Regions from separate parts of the Homo sapiens genome. Here all the other regions are linked to region 3. A link is an interaction called in ENCODE POLR2A ChIA-PET data of the cell type or tissue named here. Cell type or tissue: CD4-positive, alpha-beta T cell. All regions are shown on one strand. Region 1 holds the start of LOC105370616 (a long non-coding RNA gene). Region 2 overlaps LOC107984635 (a long non-coding RNA gene). Region 3 has its middle 140 kb from the start of FOXN3-AS2. Region 4 has its middle 66 kb from the start of FOXN3-AS2. Region 5 has its middle 180 kb from the start of EFCAB11.

Region 1 (4,000 bases), 79 kb after region 3:
GAGGGCCAACTATGAGAAGATTTTTTTTTTTTTTTGAGACGTAGTTTCGCTCTTGTTGCCCAGGCTGGTTGCAATGGCATGATCTCAGCTCACCACAACCTCCACATCCCGGGTTCAAGCGATTCTCCTGCCTCAGCCTTCCATGCAGCTGGGATTACAGGTGTGCACCACCACGCCCTTCTAATTTTGTATTTTTAGTAGAGATAGGGTTTTTCCATATTGGTCAGGCGGGTCTCAAACTCCCGACCTCATGTGATCCGCCCATCTCGGCCTCCCAAAGTGCTGGGATTACAGGCCTGAGCCACCGCACCTGGCCAAGAAGATTTTTTAAATCCCCAAAACATAGGAGAAAGAAGGAGAGTTCCTGGAACCTACCTTGTGGATGGGGAGGGAATTATTTTAATAATAAGAGCACTAACCAGTGGGGAAATTTTTAAGTGAACTATAAATGTAGTTCTGCTCTCCACCTTCAAGTCACATAATGTTTCTCACCAGACTATAAGGAGGTCTGTTCATTCATTCATTTGCTCAGCTTTCAACAAAGACTGTATGCTTACTACCTATCAGGCACTGTGCTAGGTACTGGGGGTACAATAACAAAGTAACTATAGTTGTTAAAAGAAAAACTAATAATAATATGAGGACTGTTTTCTGTTCTACCACCAAATTCCTAAAATCCTGGAAAATACAGAAGCTCCTTACCATAACATGTGTCAAACTTGAGTTGACTTTAAATGGGGTCAACATTTATTGGCAAAAGAGGGAATCAAAGATTGATGTTGAGGTGATTTATTTTTCCCCAAATGTAGAGAATTTGCTGAACGAAGGAAGATGCAGGAAGAGAGGCCTTGGTCTTGAGTGGGGCAATCAGCAAGCTGAAGACTTCTTCTACTCATCTATTGACATTCATTGGTGTGGCATCGGCTCCTGCAAAGACCTCATAAACTGGTTTTAGGCCAACAGGAGACAAAGTTCCCCGTACTAAAAGGGTACAACCCTTGGTTTTCACAGGTGGTCTTTTGTCTACTGACCTTACACTAGATCAAGTCTTTGCATTAGGCTAGTTATCTACCATCTCTTAATAATACATTGAAAAAAGTCATTTCCATTTGCATTGAAGAATTCATCTGAAATCGTGTCTGAAAGATATATTTGTATTTTGTAGTTACCAGATGAGACAACTTTATTTACAAAATGGTGTTTACTATTGACTACTTTAAAGATTCAGTGAAATACCAAAGAAAAGGTACTTTAATTTGGGGCAGAAAGAAAGGGAGTCAGAATCCAATATGATGTTCCAGGTGGCTGGTCACAGCTCTGCCCAAGCACAGAAAAAAATAAAGCTAGTCTCGCGTTATCTTAGAACCTATTTTCTTCTTTTTATTGATTTTGGCTTTGACAAAGCTTAGAATTATGATTTCAAAGACTCCAGGGGATTCCCAAGTGATCACCTGCTTCATTTTACTGATCAGGAAATGGAGGCTCAAAGAGGTTAAATAGTGCTAGTGGTTGTCTATCATGTTGTTGCCAAGAGTTTACCGGACACAGGCAATGGAGAAAGGTACAGTTCTTTTTCTGCTTCTTTTTCTGAAAAGACAGGTGGAACAATATCTGGGATATGATATTTGGAGTATCTTTTAAAGCTACTGAGGGTTTCACAAACAACTCAGTGGTACTTTCATAAAAGGAATGATCGATCAGTTATTGGAGTATTATTTTATCTGCAGTACCTAGAAGAGCTCTTTTCTGCGAAATCTGATAGTAGTCTTAGTATCGGTTTCAACCTTTGACTCTTTCACTTTACTCTAACTGTGTCAACACAACGTGGACAGGGTTTTCCCTTGACTCTCTCAGCTTCCTTTTGTACTGCGTTGGTAGAAGCAAGACTCACACTTGCTGTCTGTGCAATACAATTGTAAATGTGTGTGCATATGTGTGTGTGTGTAAACCCAGATCTGTGGAATTTTACTATCCTATCCAACAACTCAGTAAATAGGATTTTACATTACAAGTTTCTTCCCCCTCTAGATGATGAAGAAATGATTGGTCTTTTAATTTAAAACACTCTTTTAAAAAGAAGGTTGCATCAGCTACAATAATTTGGATAAAAATATTTCTGCTCATTCATTTTTCACTGAGCCAACTAGTCTGCCAACGAAGCTGCTTCTTTATTTGAATTCAGATTGATAGTGAAATATTTTTAAGCAATGAATTTGTGGTTTTTTTAATTTTTTGATCATTTAAAATCCAATATTGCACAGAGTATAATTATTTCTTTCAACAAATATTTACCATAACTTTGAAGCTAAGTTGTACTCTCTCAACTCTTTCAGAGGCCGAAGGTAATGAAAATGCACTGAAATAAGTAAGGAAATCCTAGATTCTGATGAACTATATGACTATGAAGAAAGCACTTAACCTGACTAGGCCTCAGTTTCCCTACTTATAAAACAATGGGATTGGCCTAAACAATCTTTTTTTTTCGGATGGAGTGTCTCACTCTGTCGCCCAGGCTGGAGTGCAGTGGTGAGATCTTGGCTCACCGCAACCTCCGCCTCCCGGGTTCAAGCAATTATCCTGCCTCAGCCTCCTGAGTAGCTGGGATTACAGGTGAACGCTACCATACCCGGCTAATTTTTGTATTTTTGGTAGAGAAAGGGTTTCACCATATTGGTCCAGCTGGTCTTGAACTCCTGACCTCATGATCCACCTGCCTCAGCCTCCCAAAGTGCTGGCATTACAGGTGTGAGCCATGGGGCCCGGCTGGCCTAAAGGATCTTTAATGTCTCTTCTAGTCCCAGGATATCATGTTTCTATATACTTGACTTGGCTAAGAAATACAGGAGTCTCATTTAGTCCTGAGGCATCTACAAATAGCATCTACATGCCAATGATTTCCAAATCTAGGTGTTCATCTCCACTGCTTGGATGAGGATAACCTCATCTAAGCCCTCACCATTATTCGCCTGGACCAGTACAATTAGCACCTAACTTGTTTCTCAGCTTCCAATCTTGCTCTTCTGAAAACTACTTTTTTCAAAATAGAAAGCAGATCCTGTTCCCCTCCTCCTTAAATTCCTTCCGTGGCTTCTTATCAGAGTTAAGGAGAAATCTGAACTCCTTACTCTGACATATGAAGCCCTACATGATAGGATTCCTGTCTATTGACTCAGTTCTTTGACTCTGAACTTCTTCACTTCTGTAACTCTGACCTTCTTTCCTTTCCTTTCCTTGAATGTGCCAAACTCATTCCTCTCTTAGGATCTTGCACTAGTTCTTTCTTCTGCCTTAAATGCTTTTTCAATAATAACTTGGTTCCTTCTTGTCATTAAATTATCATCTTTGGAGTCACTTTCCCCGAAATAATCCTTCCCTAACCACTCAATGTGAAGGAGTCACCACATTACTCTTTATCATGTCATTCTATTTTAATTATCAGCACAGCACTCATGATTATCTGCTCATTTTCTTGCTATTTATTAATTTTTTGTGTCTTTCCTCAATGACATGCAAATTCCAGTGGACAGAGACCTTACCTTGATCACCAAAAATCCCCAGCACTAGAACGGTGCTGACACAAAATAGGATCTCAAGTACTTGTTGAATGAATATTGAATACTGGAAATCCCTGAGTCTCAAGAACCCCAAATGGTGTAAACCAGATAGTGATGTTTGTCTCTTTACATATTTGTTTATAAATAGATATCTTTGTGATTTGGGGAAGAAGCATCTGCCTTATGAACCTATTATAAATATCTGGAGCTCTCTTAAGGATTTATCTAATAGGATTGGTCTCATAAAATGACATGGCTATTACAAGCCCCATATGAAGTACCATATGATTGAAAACTAAGAGGAAAAAATAGGCAATAGAAACAGACCTACAGGTAATCCAGACATGGGGCATAAAAGACAAGGGCTTTAAAATAACTATGATTAATATGTACAAGAAAATAGAAAAAAAAAAGATGAGTATTTTTACCAGAGACATGGAACCTAT
Region 2 (4,000 bases), 290 kb after region 3:
ATCCTTTGGATCGCAGTCATTGGGTACTTGGTGTTCATTGTTTTGACTCCTGTTGTTCAAGCGCCTTGAATGTCCTCAAGGCAAAATTGACATCACCTTTGGTCCTTCCTAGGAAAATTAGGAGCAGGGTGGTGTTAGGGCCGTCACTGGACATTCCAGGTCTCCCACCCATAAATGGAGAGGTGGAGTCTGCCTGCAAGACACATTGCTAGGAAAAGATGGGACATTTGGCTTAGTTTCAAACCAATATTTCCTTTATACCCTTCCACAGAGAGGTGACAGGGATCCAGTTAGTGGCGAGTTGTGGAGCAGCAGAGACTGCAATGCGATGTTCTTTATGATTTTCCTATTTCTTTGGTTGGAATTGGGTTTTTACATCACATATTGTTTGATTATAAAAAAGCAACAACACAGCCGGGCGTGGTGGCTCACGCCTGTAATCCCAGCACTTTGGGAGGCCGAGGCAGGCGGATCACCTGAGGTCAGGAGTTTGAGACCAGCCTGACCAACATGGTGAAACCCCGTCTGTACTAAAAATACAAAAATTAGCTGGACGTGGTGGCGGGCGCCTGTAATCCAAGCTACTCGGGAGGCTGAGGCAGGAGAATTGCTTGAACCCAGGAGGTGGAGGTTGCAGTGAGCCAAGATTGTGCCATTGCACTCCAGCCTGGGCAACAGGAGTGAAATTCTTTCTCAAAACAACAACCACAGCACTATGCTTGTGTTGGGGCAGTGGATAATGAGAAATCTCTGTACCTCCCACTCAAGTTTGCTGTGAACCTTAAACTGCTCTAAAAAAATAAAACATATCGAAACAAAATAAAAAAACAAAAACAAACAGCTGCAAGAACTCTTGCACAGAGGGTCAAAAGAATGGCTTTTGACTAGCTACAGAAACATGGATAAAAAACATGCTGGCCAGGCGCAGTGGCCCATGCCTGTAATCCCAGCACTTTGGGAGGCCGAGGCGGGTGGATCACCTGAGGTCAGGAGTTCAAGACCGGCCTGGCCAACATGGTGAAACCCTGTCTCTACCAAAAATACAAAAATTAGCCGGGTGTGGTGGTGGGCGCCTGTCATCCCAGTTACTTGGGAGGCTAAGGCAGGAGAATCACTTGAACCCGGTTCAAGTGAAGCTGAAGAAGTTGCAGTGAGCTGAAATCACAACACTGCACTCCATCCAGCCTGGGAGAGAGAGAGAGACTCTGTCTCAAAGAAACAAGCAAACAAAAAAAAATGTGCTAAACACGTAGAGACCAACCACATTGCTGTCAGTAGGTAGTGAAGCACTTTCCTATAAATATTTCAGGACTCTTCTTTCTCTACTTAAAAAAGAAAGATTGCTTTGCATTTCAGACAACGGAAATGACTGGACAAGCCTTTAGGTCATGTGCAAGAAACTGAGAAAACCATTTTCCTTAAATGGAGATGGAGTTTGGCACAGTCTGAGGTTCAAGTTAGAGCCTGGGTCTTAATTTGCCTGCAACGCATGATTTATCATGCCTTTAGCAAGATCCCCGGCCCAAGACCATTCATTTCACCCCTACAATCTCAAGGTGTGTGCAGGGCACAATTCAGCTTTAAACTTTTCTGCTTTTACTTTTGGTTAGGCAGAACCTCCGTCTGGTGGTATTTGAATATGAGTGTTTTCTGTGGCCCTTTTCAAAGTATTCAAAGTGGTTTAAAAATACATAATGTTCAGAGATCTAAGAGCTAACGGAAGTACTTATTTGGGCCTTTTAAAAATAAAAAAATCAATTAAACAGATTTGAGACTCTTAACTCTCGCGATGTCTTCAAAATAGATACTAAGATTAAAGAAAAAAGAAGGCTTGAAAATCATAGGACTACTTATCCACCCAGTCATAATGCTTTTAGTAGTGACAGTAGTAGCAAATAGCACAGTTTATAAAAACAGAAGAGCTAAAATTCTTTATTTAATATTAAACAGGAAACCGAAAGTAGTCTGCAGCAATGTGGTGGGTTTTCAGCAACCTGCTGCTGTGTTTATCTGTGCTGAAAAAGCCTAAATGAAACATTTCTTCTTTGATTGCCTTAAGATTGTAAGTTTGAAGGAAAATCCTTCAAACTGGAATCATGACCACTGGAAGCAGGTTCTGTATGGTAAGGTTTTGAAGCAACCTGTTTCCACCAGAACCAAAGGAAATTTGGAAGCAAATCAAAAACCTCTCAAAGAGTGGAAAAAGCTTTGTACTTTTATTTTGCCTTTGTGCATTGTTGTCATTTATCCAACATGTGCATATGAATATTCTTTCTGAAGACCTGGGCTTCATTTTAAGGTCAGCCTTCAATTTCTAGAGAATATAATTTGCTGCTATTTTTAGAGCATCATGATTGCTTGTAATAACTAATGGAAAAAAACTCAGAGAAATAAATGTGTAACAGCTGTGTCTGCTTAAACTTGATTAAAGGCAGTAAAAAAAAGTAAACAGAAGAACGAATGTGACAATAGACAAGGGGGAGACAAGTATCTCTCTCATTGTGAAAACTTTTACAGGCATAACTTGTTCCACTTTGGAAGGCCAGCGATGTCTGTGTTTAAAGTTTACTTTACTGTTTGTCTTGAGTGGGATCAGTGTTGTAGTGAATAATTTATAGCCAGCATGAATGAGCTCATTAGTCACCTTTTCAGACTTTAAATGAGTTTTGTGGTTGTCATTACTCGAGCCTTCTGTTCAGCCGCGGAGCAAAATGACAGTTTGGCAGTTGTTGCTGGGGCCGCCTGTTCCCCTTCAGGTCTGTGTTGGCTTTTGTATTTCGTTGAATCCTTCCCTGGCTAACCCTTCGCTGGTCCAGGCAGCAACTCTCCCACTTCACATGCCTTTTGCACCCCAAGTTTAAATGAGAAGTTTTTCAGGCTTCAAAAAAAAAAAAATCAGTTGTGTCTGCCAGAGAGAATGGGGGAATGAGGTGGATGAAATGAGCTTTTTCCAGCAACTCCTGGGTATGATTCCCTTTGTGCTTGGTTTGATATTCAAGCTACTCAAAAGCAAAAAGCAAGCCAGTGCGTTGAGAGGCAGCGGAGCCAGGCTCCCACATGGTGCCAGGCGTTTTAGACCGAGGATGTCACTGGAATTTGGAGGGAGAAGGATGTTTCAGGGTAGGTTTGAACTGTTTCAATTCTGAGTATCAGTGTGATGAGGGTAAAGAAACTTGCTACAGCAAATAAATCTGCGAGGCCAGATTTCCACGGACAAAGAAAACTGCATTTTTTCTACAAAGGGGTTGACAGCATGACTTTTCAAGGTCGCAGCCAACACGGAGGTCCAGGATCACTGGGAATGGTCATTACCTCTTCCCCATCTCTGTGCCTCCCAACTCCAAATCATTAAGAGAAAGCGAACTGTTGCAGCTGCCTCCTCACTGAGCCCTTGGAGACATGCCTGGGAGGCTGGTATGTGGGGAAGACAAGCCTAGGCATGCCAGTAGCAGGTGGGATTTCTTTGGAACGGATGTCATGAAGTTCATCCCTCCCATTGAACCTGGCCTGGGCAGCCTCCGGAGAGCTCTGCCATTCACTCCCTGGGACTGGCCTCCATCCAGAAGTCCAGGACACCGTGGCATGCCCACCTTGGTCCTCAGGTAGCCTCTGCAGGCACTCGTGGGGCGTGGAGGCCTGCGCAGGGTGCCTTGGCCAGGTGCTTGGACCCCTGCGCTGAGGTCTCTCTGACGTCTGCTGCGAGCAACAGGCACTCATGGCTGCCGTCACCAACGTGGGCAGCACCCCCTCCGGGACCCATATTGTTAGACAGCTGGCCTGGCGCTGTGTGAGGCATAGAGGAAACATGTTCAGGATTCCTCTCTGGAAGCAATGCCAACTTAAAAAGGACGCCTGGTTGTTTGGGGGCCAAATCTTTGAAACCAGTCAGAATCACGTCTTTGAGTGCAGAGAAGTGAGGTGCTGTTGAACATACCCACAGAAAGAGCTAGCAATTCACCTGCTTGCTTCCTTTCCAGCCCCGACCCTTTTAAGATTGAGT
Region 3 (4,000 bases):
TGTCACCAGTCTTTAGAAGAGAGTCATTAGAAGCAGGCATAGAAGCCAAGGGAAGGGGCCAGTCTTGGTGGCTCACGCCTGTAATGCCAGCACTTTGGGAGGCTGAGGTAGGTGGATCACCTGAGGCCAGGAGTTTGAGACCAGCCTGGCCAACGTGGTGAAACCCCGACTCTACTAAAAATACAAAATTAGCTGGGTGTGGTGGCGCATGCCTGTAATCTCAGCTACTCAGGAGGCTGAGGCAGGAGAATTGCTTGAACCTGAAAGGCGGAGGTTACAGTGAGCCGAGATCGCACCACTGCACTCTAGCCTGGGCAACAGAGCAAGGCTCTGTCTCAAAAAAAAAAAAAAAAAAAAGAGAGAAGCCAAGGGAAGGACACTCAGAAATGGACAAAGGATTTTCAGGAGAGGGCACAGAGCCCCTCAATACAGTGTTCCCCATGCGTATTAAGACCTGTGGGCAGAACAAGGAATAAATGTTTCAGATATGAGTCCAAAATCCAAGGACACGCCCTTCAACTTGCAGACACTGGTTTCCAGTTGAGCTGCTTCTCACATGGGCAACTCTAGCCAGCTGGTAACAGCAGAGATTTGTGTACTTGGTAATGTTTTTAAAAAACAGCTGGGGATTGTCTGGGCAACGCTGGAGGCCAGCTTCTGTGCAATCGCACGGGCCTGCTGAGCTTGTCCCTCTCCTCCTGCTGTCCCCAGAGGGGCAAACAAGCTTCTTTCTTATTCAACCTATGTCTTCCTGAACTCTGTTTCTCTCTGACGTGGCTGGAGAGACTAAGACAGTTCTCATTAAGAAGACTACATAAGCAAGGCCTAAATTATGTGCTACAAATCCTGCAAGAGTGTCATGAAAATGGAGGTTGCTCAGGACTGGAGGAGCCGCGGAAGGCTTTTTATGGGAGATGGGACTTCATTTTGGCCTTGAAAAGCAGCAGAGCTTAGTAGGTAGAAAAGAGAAAGAAGGGCATCCCGGCAGGGGGGTACACATTGAGCAAACGGCACAGAGGTGAGACCTGACGTGCACTTTTATGGCACAAAGTGAAGACTGTCTTAGCTTAAGGGAAGAATCCCAGCCCAGAAGGCTGACAGTCGGTCACCCTGGGTCTGAAATTTGGGTCATGGTCTTAAGCCATCTACCCCTCTGCTGCTTGGTTCAGCTTCTTTCTGATTCTCTGCCTAATTCCCCCCTCAGACTGGCTTTCCATCAAGCTGTGTCGGGCTCCAGACCATCCTCCTAATTAATACATGCCAGGTCCCATGAGTTGACAAGCTTTCAATACAAAGAAATAAATGATATAAGCCAGGATGAAAAGCAGAACAAAATAAAGATAGCAGGGGGTGTTTGGAGTGAACAACATCATGAAACGGGCCAATTTCAGAGACTTTTTGGAAAAGCGGAAACCTGATGTGTTAATTAGGAGTCTATTTCCATAATAAGACTGCTCAGAGGAAGGTAATAGAAGAAACAAAGGGGCAGTGGCAGGGACTGGTCAGGCAGGATGGAAGTTACAGCTTAAGGAGAGGGGAGAGGGCTTATTATTGTCTGTTGTCTTCTGTATCTCTGGGGTCTGCTGGCTCCATAAGACAGGGGGCTGCCCCTTCTTTGTTTTGTAAAGCACCGTGAATAAAGAGCTTCGGGTATAAATAACAATGTGGTTTCTGGCCCCAAGACCCGATTCAACAGGAAGTACTGCAGCCTTACCAGCTCCAGCTGGTGGTAGATTTTGACTTTTCAGGGCATACTCTATTCAGAGGAACTGTCTGCTGCTGAGATGAGCCAATATAGTGGTTCAAAACAAGAGGAAGTGTGGCAAGGAAGTGAGGTGCCAATGCACCCGCAGTGAGGGAAGGGCACTTGTGAAGCCGGAAGCCTTCATCTGGCCTCAAGCAGCTAGGTTTGGGGGATTCGAGCAAGGGTGCTGGAATCAGGTAGATGTGGGATCTAACCCCCAGCTCTGCCGCCTGCTGGCTCTGTGGTTAGGCCTTCCAACTGGTATGCTGAGCTGAGAAAAGACAGTGTATCTTCTCCACTACTGCCAGATTGATTTTTCAAAAGCACAGCTTTGAGCATCTCTTCCTGCTGTTTGGAGATGGCAGTGGCTCCCAACTGCCTAGCAGAAGCCAGTCCACTGTGGGGTTGGCCAAGTTCTGCACTTCAGGGACTTTGACTGAGAGGGTGAACCCTCCTAAACCTCGTGTTCTTCTTCATGAAGCAAGGATGATAATAGGCACTGTATTGTTGGGCCACTGTGAAAGTTAAAGGAGATAATTCACGTAAAGCATGTGGCACATCATAAGTGCCCCACTAACAAGAATCTTCACGACTGGTTAAGAAACTGCTTGAGTGCAAAGCCCCATTCTTCCTTTACCAGATGTGACCTTGGGTACATTTCTTAATTTCCCCATTGTATTAGTCCGTTCTCACATTGCTGCAAAGACACTACCCCAGAATGGGTAATTTATAAAGGAAAGAGGCTTAATTGACTCAAGTTCAGTGTGGCTGGGGAGGCCTCAGGAAACTCACAACCATGGAGGAAGGGGAAGCAAACACGGCAGGAAGGAGAATGAAAGCCAAGCAAAAGGGGTTTCCCCTTATAAAACCATCAGATCTCGTGAGACTTATTCACTACCACGAGAACAGTTGGGGGAAACCACCCCCATGATTCAATTATCTCCCACCAGGTCCCTCCCACCACAAATGGGAATTACGGGAGCTACAATTCAAGATGAGATTTGGATATGGACACAGCGAGACCTTATCACCCATCCTCAAACGCTCACCTGTAAAACAAGGTTGTTGAGAGGATTCGATGAACTGATGTATCTAAAGCATCTTGACCAGTACTTAGTGCTCAATAATTTTAGTTTTATGACATCATCATCATCATTATCACTGCTTCCTCCATCACCATCATGATGATCATTTAGATCTGGGAGAAAAAAAAGAAATAAATTGGGAATATACTTATTGAAATGAGTCCCTGAAGTTGCTCTGGGGGTCTAGGAGTGGAGAAGGGGGCTGAACGCCTCCATCCCTCCTCTCCACAGATACTTCTGGTAGGGCCTGGGGTAGTTGGGACCAGTGAGGGCTTCAGGGACTGGGTGTGCCTGTTGCATCTGGCTGTTTTCTCCTGGCTTCTGGATCTAATGCTGGGCACCTGTTCAACCCAGGCCAACTGGAAGGTGGGGGTCAATCTTGCTGAATGAGACTATGGTGGTTGTGGTTGTTAGATAGAGGACACGTGCTTCCTCTTTCTGCTGTCATGAGAGTCCCTCAGGGAAAGTTCATGACGAGGTGAAATGTTACTCTGGTCTCCTGTTTTTCTTTTTCTTTTTTTTTTTTTTTTGGAGATGGAGTTTTGCTTTTGTCGCCCAGGCTGGAGTGCAATGGCGCAATCTCGGCTCATAGCAACCTCCGCCTCCCGGGTTCAAGCCATTCTCCTGCCTCAGCCTCCGGAGTAGTTGGGATTACAGGCATGTGCCACCACGCCCGGCTAATTTTGTATTTTTAGTAGAGACGGGGTTTCTCCACGTTGGTCAGGCTGGTCTCGAACTCTGGACCTCAGATGATCCGCCCACCTCGGCCTCCCAAAGTGCTGGGATTACAGCATGAGCCACCGCGCCTCGCCTGTCTCCTGTTTTTCTATCTGAAGGTAATGACCACTTCACCCATTTTGTGTGATGTTGGCAAGGCTGCCAACAGTGTGACCCCACCCCATTGCTGCGATATAATGCAACCCAAGCAAAGTGAATCAAAATCATTATAGGGAGTTTGCTTGAGAGCTAAGGGTAGGGGTAGGGGTGGAGGGAAGTGTCCTTCTCCCTTGCCCTAGGATGCAGAGATCTAAAGAACACAGGAGGCTGAAGATGCCAGACAGGGGTCCTTGCAGCCGTGTTGGAGAGATTGGAGAGATTCTGCTTGAGAGTGAAGTCAATCAAAGTCAAAAGACAGAGCCCTCTTATCATTGTTTGAGCCACTTGATACAGC
Region 4 (4,000 bases), 210 kb after region 3:
AAATTCTCCATGAGAAAGATGGCCTCCCCGTACCGGGAAGAGGAGAACATTCTTATCATTGGAGTTAGGGAGCAGATGCTGAGATGAGTCTGTACAAACAAACCTTACTAGAATAACTCTTATCTTCCGTGGGTTTCCCTCATATATTTCCTAGTCACTTTCCCACAATTTTCTGCCCCTAGCCCAAACCCTCTTTTCCTTTGTCTTGTCCAATCTCCACAATTTACTTCTCTTTGTTAAAATGGTATATTTAACCGCTTCCTTGTGGTTTTCACGTCTTTCTATAAAGCCCCTCTCCCTACCCTATGCCGTGTAAAAATGTTAACATCAAATAATTATTCGTATGCGTTTTCTACTGTTAATCTTTTATCAGTTCAATTCACAGGTCCCAGCCATAGAACCTAGAGAAAAAGTCTCTTCCCCTTCAGTTCCCAAGCTGCTGGTCATACTGCCCCTCACTATGGCTTCATGTCCTGCTCTGGAGGGTCACAGAGAAGGTCGTTTGTTGTAGGGAAAGAGCTGAGAACAGCGGTGTGCCCTCTGAGAAAGCAGCAAACTGTCCTTTTTGCCTCTAAGGGTCTGTACTTATGGTTTGGCCACGTCCCCACCCAAATCTCATCTTGAATTGTAGTTCCCTTAATCCCCATGCATCATGAGAGGGACTAGGTGGAGGTAAGTGAATCAGGGGCAGTTTTCCCCATCCTGTTCTTGTGATAGTGAGTGCTCATGAGATCTGATGGTTTTATAAGAGGCTTCCTCCTTTGCTGGGCACTTATTCTTCTTGTTCCTGCCATTATGTGAAGAAGGACGTGTTTGCTTCACCTTCAACCATGATTGTAAGTTTCCTGAGGCCTCCCCAGCCCTGCAGAACCGTGAGTCAATTAAACTTCTTTTCTTTATAAATTACCCAGTCTCGGGTATGTCCTTTTAGCAGTGTGAGAATGGACTAATACAATACTCTTCATATCAGGACTGCAAAGACCACTGAGCACAGGTTAATTCAGGTGCAGTCCTGTAGGGGGTAACCTCAAGGCTTCAGGGCAAGTTGGTCTTGGAGTAAATGTGAGTTAAAATGTGAGTTATAAACCAGGCAGGTCGGCTGGATGCAGTGGCTGGAGCCCATGAGACCAGCCTGGGCAACACAGTGAAACCCTATCTCTACAAAAAAATTTTTAAAGTTAGCTGAGTGTAGTAGTGCACGCCTGTAGTCCTAGCTACTCAGGGGGCTTAGGTGGGAGGTTTGCTTGAGCCCAGAGGTTGAGGCTGCAGTGAGCCATGATTATACCATTGCACTGCAGCCTAAGCAGCAGAGAGAGACTGTCTCAAAAAAGAAAGAAAGAAAGAAAGAAAGAAAGAAAGAAAGAAAGAAAGAAAGAAAGAAAGAAAGAAAAGAAAGAAAAGGAAAGAAAAGAAAGAAAGAAAGAAAGAAAGAAAAGAAAGAAAGAAAAGAAAGAAAGAAAGAAAGAAAGAAAGAAAGAAAGAAAGAAAGAAAGAAAAGAAAGAAAGAAAGAAAGACACCAAGCAGGTCTTTTGAGATGCTTTACCGCTGGGATGATTGGAATATGAGTTGGGGAACCTTCTGGACACTCATGAACGCCTGCATTGGTCAGGCATGCACTTTTGTAATGGAACAGGAGAAGAAGCCTTTGGGAAAAGGCAGGGGGTGATGAATTTGGTTACTGTTTTCTTTTCTTTGAGATGGAGTCTCACTCTGTCACCCAGGCTGGAGTGCAGTGGTGTGATCTCAGCTCACTGCAACTTCCGCCTCCCGGGTTCAAGTGATTCTCATGCCTCAGCCACTAAAGTAGCTGGGATTTACAGGCGCACACCACCACGCTTGGCTAATTTTTGTATTTTTAGTAGGGCCGGTGTTTCACCATGTTGGCCAGGGTGGTCTTGAACTCTTGACCTCAAGTGATCTGCTGGCCTCGGCCTCCCAAAGTGCCGGGATTACGGTGTGAGCCACCGTGCCTAGTCTGGGTACTCTTTTCAGTCTACAGTCTCTGAACTCTGACAACTTCCTGTCGCTCTGAGTGTGACTGTGCTTGTGGTTCCTCTGAGAGTCGAGGTGGAGCTACCCACCCCCTCTCCACACTGGTCTCATGTGTGATCGGAGCTGTGTGCTGGGGAGATGCACAGTCAGGTTAGAGGGCAGCTTGGGTCCTGGAGCTGCAATGGACACACACCCCTCTCTGCTTAGCTGTGGCTGCCCTCAGTGCATATGCAGGGCTGGCTCCCTGGCAGATCTGACTTTCTCTGGTTCTGTGGCTGTCATAAGATTTATTCAGAATCCCTCTTATGAGTTTTGGAACTGAAGCTGTTCTCAAACCAGTCGCAGATTCTACTTGTTAAGAGAAGCAATGTATACAGAATATCGGCAGTTAGGAGGCATGCGTGGGTTCCAGTCCCAGTCTCACTGGCAGTGAGACCTTGAGCAAGTCACTCAACTTCCCTGAGCCTCAGGGTTTTCATGTGCATCATGGAGGAATTCTCCTTCCTGCCTCCTGCTTTTCTCTAATCTTCCCCCATGGTGAGAGGCCTCTCCCAGGAGGAGGTCTGCCTGCTGATATCTATCCGCCTCTCATCCATGTGGGTTCTATGGGGAGGAAGGGGGAATTCCATTAAGCTGACTGGTGAATGAGAGCTGGGAAACATGGGGAACATGCCCTTCTTCATGGGAAACATGCCCTTCTCCATGATGTCCATACTTGCATGACAGGATAAAACTATCTCCTGCAATCTGCCACAATGGGTCATTTTGAAATCTCGAAGAAGTCATTTATTCAGATTAAAACTATTTATAGCAGATGTAAGCAAACAATTCATTGGTGTCCTTGAGATTGATGGTTGGCACTTTACAGTTTTCATTAAAAGTTAAACTCTTTCTTCATTCAGCAAATATTTCAGTGCCCATTATGTGTCCTGTACTGGGATACAGCAGTGAATGAGACAGACCAGATCCTTGCCCTCTTGGGGCTGGCATCCTAGTGGGGAGATGGACAATGCTGGGCGTGGTGGATCATGCCTGTAATCCCAGCACTTTGGGAGGCCGAGGCGGGCAGATCACCTGTGGTCAGGAGTTCAAGACCAACCTGGCCAACATGGCGAAATCCTGTTTCTACAAAAAATATAAAAATAAGCCAGGCGTGGTGGTGGGCACCTGTAATCCCACCTACTTGGGAGGCTGAGTCAGGAGAATTGCTTGAACCCAGGAGGTGGAGGTTGCAGTGAACTGAGATCATGCCACTGCACTCCAGCCTGGGCAATAGAACAAGACTCCATCTTAAAACAAACAAACAAACAAACAACAACAAAAAAAACTGTATATAATTTGCAAATAGTGGTAAGTGCTATGGATAAAGATGAAGCAGGGAACAAGGTCCAGGAGATGCAAGCATGGGTGCTATAACTTTGACCCAGAGGGCAGGGCAGATTCCTTCACTGATGGAGGGGAGGGAAAGGCAGGTCGATGCTCAGCCAGTGTGGAGGTACTGATAGGGACCTGGTCCACTCCAAGACTATCAGGGAGGTCAGGGTGGGTGGAACAGAGTGAGAGGGAGGGAAGTAGGAGATGAGCTCAGAGCAGTATCAGTGGGGGTAGAGCGGAGGCTGGGGGTAGATAGCAGGTGATGTAAAACTGGTGGGAGGGTGTCCAGGGAGGTGATATGACATCCCTCCACAGGGCCAATCCATAGCGATTGTTTTATTCTTTGCCACATGCAAAGCCTGTCATGTGGAAGGCAGGAAAGGCCTAAAATCATAAGGGCACAGTGGTGCTGTTCCAGATCCTGTTCCTCAGTGCATGGTCCCAGGGCCAGCAGCACTGGCATCTCCTGAGTGCTTGTTAAAAATGCAGAATCTCAGCCCTACCACACACCTGCTGGATCGAAACCTGCATCTCACAGGGCCTGCAGGTGATCCATGGCCCACGAACATTGGAGAAGCAATGGTCTGGAGTCATCTGTGACTTTGGGCATCAGAAGCCCTGGGGGCTGCTCAA
Region 5 (4,000 bases), 54 kb before region 3:
CAGGAGAAGCAGCCTGTTATGGCTCAACCCCACTCTAATCCCAGCTCTGCCCTGGGTTCGATGGTGGGACCTCTGGGGAGAATGGCCAAAGCTGCTCAGTCCCAGATGGAAGGTATTTTCATTACTGTCACTGTATTTATGAAAGGAACTCATGTCTGGAATCTCCTTTTCACCCAAAGAATTCTCTTTTTGTAATTTATTACAAAATTCAAGGCCATTTCATTAGGGGGCAATGCGCCATGTCATTATTACAACAACTCCCCCTGTTTTTGTTCAATTTTGAAACTGACAATCTAAAGACTATTTTTAGCTCAGTCAAGTGAGATTATTTGTTTCCTTATTATGAAAAGTTTTTCCTTCAGACTCTAGTTAACATGAATTTTATTCTCACTTATTATGTCACATGCTCCAATTCAATTTATTTTAAAGCGGATTCTTTGGGGAAAACTGTAAAGCTAATTTGAATTGATTCTTTAGAGATTCCATTTTAAATGAAGTGCTATAAAAATTGGCAGGCAAAGTGAAAAAATGGAATTGAATTTTCTTCTTCGGCTACTCATTGGATTCAGAAATCTTGCTTTTCGACACTGCCAAGGGTTTTGATATAATGTTTTATGCAATTTTCATAACATTTATCTTAAACTCCACTGCCTTTGGTTTGGTTGTTCAACTGCAAAATGGTTTCCTGATATTTCCATATAAAAAAAGCAGAGTTTTTGCTACAGGAAAAATTTGGTGTTTTGATACAAACTTTCTAACATCCACTATGGTACCCATCTATAAAACATCTGGTGTAAGGCAGGTGTTTTAATTCTGGAGTGAATATCTAGCCCTTGTGGACAAGCTTGTTAAGGGGAGTGTGGAATAAAACTGCATCCCGAACTTCCTTCCACTTTGAACAGTTTATTTGTCTTTCTTTCAAAGTTGATGGATTTCCAACTTGAGGAAAGTGTGGAAATAATAGGCAAGAAGCCTGATGGCTTAATTTCCTGTCCCTCACAGACCCCAGGAAGCGCTCATTGTTCCTGAGAATAGGAGGCTCCAAGCTAATCAGAAACAGCCATCGTTTGGTGGGGACCGGGGCCCCGGGATTGGTCCGTCTGACTCCAGTTGATGATTTACATCCTATTATTAAGAATCTAATGGGAAATACATCGAAAACACATGTCTGCCATTTCATTTTGAGACATACTTGTTTTCTTTGATGTGTTTTTTAAAGGGAGTTTTATTTCACACTCATCTCTTCCCTTGAATTCCCTATACAGCCACTATCGTTCCTATTGACCCAGCTGGTAAGCTCATTGCCAGCTCACCAAGGGTCTTCGCTCACTTTGGCTCTGCTGCCATTGAATATAGCACCGAGTACTCAGAGTGATTTCCCCAAACTCTGGTTAGCCTTGAAAGCAACAAATCACTGTTGCATGAGTTTTTGTTCTGATTACAGAGACGATAATCATGTGAAGTTAATGCAGGTGTCATTAGGGTTTCGGCAAAAGGAGCAGACCCAAGACCGACTTCTCCATCAGACACACAATGTCTACAGCCCTGGATACTTGCAGGGCCCAATTTTAATTATAATTTATTTTAAGATTGGAGGAAAATGAGTATAATAGTGAATACATAATAATGAATCCAGCCTAGGTAGTATTTTTTTATACCAACATAATTACAAAATGTAATTTTTGTGGGGGCAGGGAGGAGTCTTGCTCTGTTGCCCAGGCTGAAGTGCAATGGCCTCCCAGGTTCAAGCAATTATCCTGCCTCAGCCTCCCTAGTAGCTGGGATTACAGACACCTGACACCAAGCCTGGCTAATTTTTGTATTTTTAGTAGAGATGGAGTTTCTCCATGTTGGCCAGGCTGGTCTTGAACTCCTGACCTCAGGTGATCCACCCACCTCGGCCCCCCAAAGTGCTGGGATTACAGGTGTGAGCCACCACAGCTGGCCTAAACTATAATTTTTTAAAAAATGTTTTAACAGTAGAATAAGGTCCATGAAGGCAAAGTGGCTCAGCGCATAGAAGTCATAATTCATCTGAGCAGAACTGCTGTGAGTAACATGGAATAAGGGACCGAGTCTAAGGATTGGCTTTTCTGTGACTGTGGCAGCTGATGGAGAGGTCTCAGCAGAGCTGCTAGACCTCTGTATCTGCAGATGGGCTTGAGGTTACCCTAGGTCACAAAGCCAGCAGTTGAGAAAAAAAGCCGGATGTGAAGGCTGTGGTTCTCAACCCGGGACGACTTTGTCCCCCAGAAGACATTTGGAGTTGATGCCTGGAGACAGTTTTGGTGGCCACAACTTAGGTGAGAGTGACGACTATCTAGTGAGAAGAGGCCAGGAATGCTGCTAAACACTGCAATGCACAAGACAGCCTCTGACCACAGTTATCTGGCTTGAAAGAGCAACAGTGCTGAGGCTGAGAGACCCTTATGTGAAGAAAGGCCACAACCTATAAGCCATGTCTGCCTCTTGCAGCCCCCCTCAGTGAAGGGATAACCCAAAGCAGGAGTTGCTGTCCCTCATCATTGAAGAACACTTGCACCTGGGAGGATTTGGCGATGCTAAAGAGGGATATGGGGCAGCTGCTGAGGAACTGCAGGGCTGGCTGCCCCGAGCCGCCACCGGGTGAGTCAGCAGATCAGTGGCAACGCACTGGAGCTACAGTAACAATGCACAGTGCCCCGCACCCACCTGCGGAGCGTGAGAGCTGCTGCTTCACTTCCACCTTCCATATCTCATGCAAATTTCTCTCCTGGTCAGCCCTAACTTGAAACCCTACAGGAAAGGAACTCTAGAAAATGTAGTTCCAGGTTCACTAAATTGCCATAGTCCAAGCCCCCCACAGTAGACCCTGAGGGGCTCTGCTCACCAGCACTTTATACCTGTGAAGTGGTGTTTTCTTCACCTCACTCCAGACTTCGCATGTGTTGAAATTGGATGTGCTATTGCAATTGTTTAAATCCACAAACACCTGGTGTGCTTTAGACTGCTGGCTGTGCATCCGCATCTTTCTTTCAGAAATACAGCTGTGGCTGCACACACAGCTCCCCAGACAGAGCCATGAACCAGCTTCCCATGCAGTTAGGGGTGGCCGTATCACTGCTACTTATCACATGCATGTTTGGGCAAGTGGGTGTGCCGGCTCCAGAGCTGCACCTGTGGACGCCAGCTGCATACCCCTCCACGTGCTCTTTCCCCTTCCCATCAGCTGGAACCCAAATCTGAGGCAACCCAGCTTCAACCACACGATGACAAGAACAAAGCAGCAGGATGGAGAGATCTTGGAGATTTTATACCCTAAAGCACCTGCATCGTACTCTTCTTTTTTCCTAAGGAGTTCTGAGTGAGCTTCTTAGTCACTTAGGTCGTGAATAATAAAAACCAACTGAGGCCAGATGCAGTGGCTCACACCTGTAATCCCAACACTTTGGGAGGCCAAGGCAGGAGGATGGCTTGAGGTCAGGAGTTTGAGACCAGCCTGACCAACACAGCAAGACCTTGTTTCTAAAAAAGGAAGGAAGGAAGGAACAAAGGAAGGAAAAAGAGGAGAGGAAGGAAGGAAGGAAAAAGAGAGAGGGAAGGAAGGAAAAAGAGGGAAGGAAGGAAGGAAAAGGAAGGAAGGAAAGAAGGAAGGAATGAAGGAGGGAGGGAAGGAAGAAGGGAGGGAGGGAAGGAAGGAAGGAGGGAGGGAAGGAAGGAAGGTAGGAAGGAAGGAGGGAGGGAGGGAGGGAGGGAGGAAGGAAGGAAAAAAATTAAAACCAACTGAAATTGGCTGGGCACAGTGGTTCATGTCTGTAATCCCAGGACTTTGGGAGGCTGAGGCGGGAGGATAGCTTAAGCCCAAGAGTTTGAGACCAGCTTAAGCAACATAGTAAAACCCTGTCTCTACAACAAATACAAAAACTAGCCAGGGATGGTGATGTGCACCTATGGTTCCAGCTACTCAAGAGGCTGAGGCAGGAGGATTGCTTAAGCCTAGGAGTTTGAGGCTGCAGTGAGC

What was found. Peaks named below come from ENCODE experiments on the same cell type or tissue, not always from the same donor. Only the 100,000 strongest peaks of a DNase experiment are listed, where the experiment ranks them.
Region 1: POLR2A ChIA-PET joins it to region 3 with 32 read pairs; 7 of 35 experiments call an interaction of 5 or more read pairs at or near these places.
Region 2: POLR2A ChIA-PET joins it to region 3 with 16 read pairs; 4 of 35 experiments call an interaction of 5 or more read pairs at or near these places.
Region 4: POLR2A ChIA-PET joins it to region 3 with 12 read pairs; 4 of 35 experiments call an interaction of 5 or more read pairs at or near these places.
Region 5: POLR2A ChIA-PET joins it to region 3 with 12 read pairs; 9 of 35 experiments call an interaction of 5 or more read pairs at or near these places.

The regions. Positions count from the first base shown.
Region 1 is chr14:89,639,479-89,643,478 of GRCh38, reverse strand. The region is part of intron 5 of LOC105370617 (a long non-coding RNA gene); the gene reads right to left. LOC105370616 (a long non-coding RNA gene) reads left to right here and starts at 1,398. Exons shown (of 2, transcript NR_188191.1): 1 at 1,398-1,561. In CD4-positive, alpha-beta T cell, no CTCF peak of the experiment used is centred here; DNase peaks (open chromatin) are centred at 1,468 and 1,828; H3K4me3 peaks cover 671 bases; H3K27ac peaks cover 1,183 bases.
Region 2 is chr14:89,428,427-89,432,426 of GRCh38, reverse strand. LOC107984635 (a long non-coding RNA gene) reads right to left here. Exons shown (of 2, transcript XR_001751025.2): 2 at 1,355-3,089. It also overlaps a transcript of FOXN3 not described here. Among named protein-coding and RNA genes, the nearest start is that of FOXN3-AS1, 13 kb to the right of the region's middle. RefSeq lists enhancers at 1-314, 2,724-3,923. In CD4-positive, alpha-beta T cell, no CTCF peak of the experiment used is centred here; a DNase peak (open chromatin) is centred at 1,736; H3K4me3 peaks cover 1,785 bases; H3K27ac peaks cover 2,256 bases.
Region 3 is chr14:89,718,794-89,722,793 of GRCh38, reverse strand. No RefSeq gene overlaps it. Among named protein-coding and RNA genes, the nearest start is that of FOXN3-AS2, 140 kb to the right of the region's middle. In CD4-positive, alpha-beta T cell, no CTCF peak of the experiment used is centred here; DNase peaks (open chromatin) are centred at 1,803, 2,583 and 3,253; H3K4me3 peaks cover 460 bases; H3K27ac peaks cover 3,505 bases.
Region 4 is chr14:89,508,638-89,512,637 of GRCh38, reverse strand. It overlaps a transcript of FOXN3 not described here. Among named protein-coding and RNA genes, the nearest start is that of FOXN3-AS2, 66 kb to the left of the region's middle. In CD4-positive, alpha-beta T cell, no CTCF peak of the experiment used is centred here; a DNase peak (open chromatin) is centred at 2,047; H3K4me3 peaks cover 773 bases; H3K27ac peaks cover 1,448 bases.
Region 5 is chr14:89,772,404-89,776,403 of GRCh38, reverse strand. No RefSeq gene overlaps it. Among named protein-coding and RNA genes, the nearest start is that of EFCAB11, 180 kb to the left of the region's middle. RefSeq lists enhancers at 2,424-2,503, 2,492-3,104. In CD4-positive, alpha-beta T cell, no CTCF peak of the experiment used is centred here; DNase peaks (open chromatin) are centred at 2,213 and 2,643; H3K4me3 peaks cover 452 bases.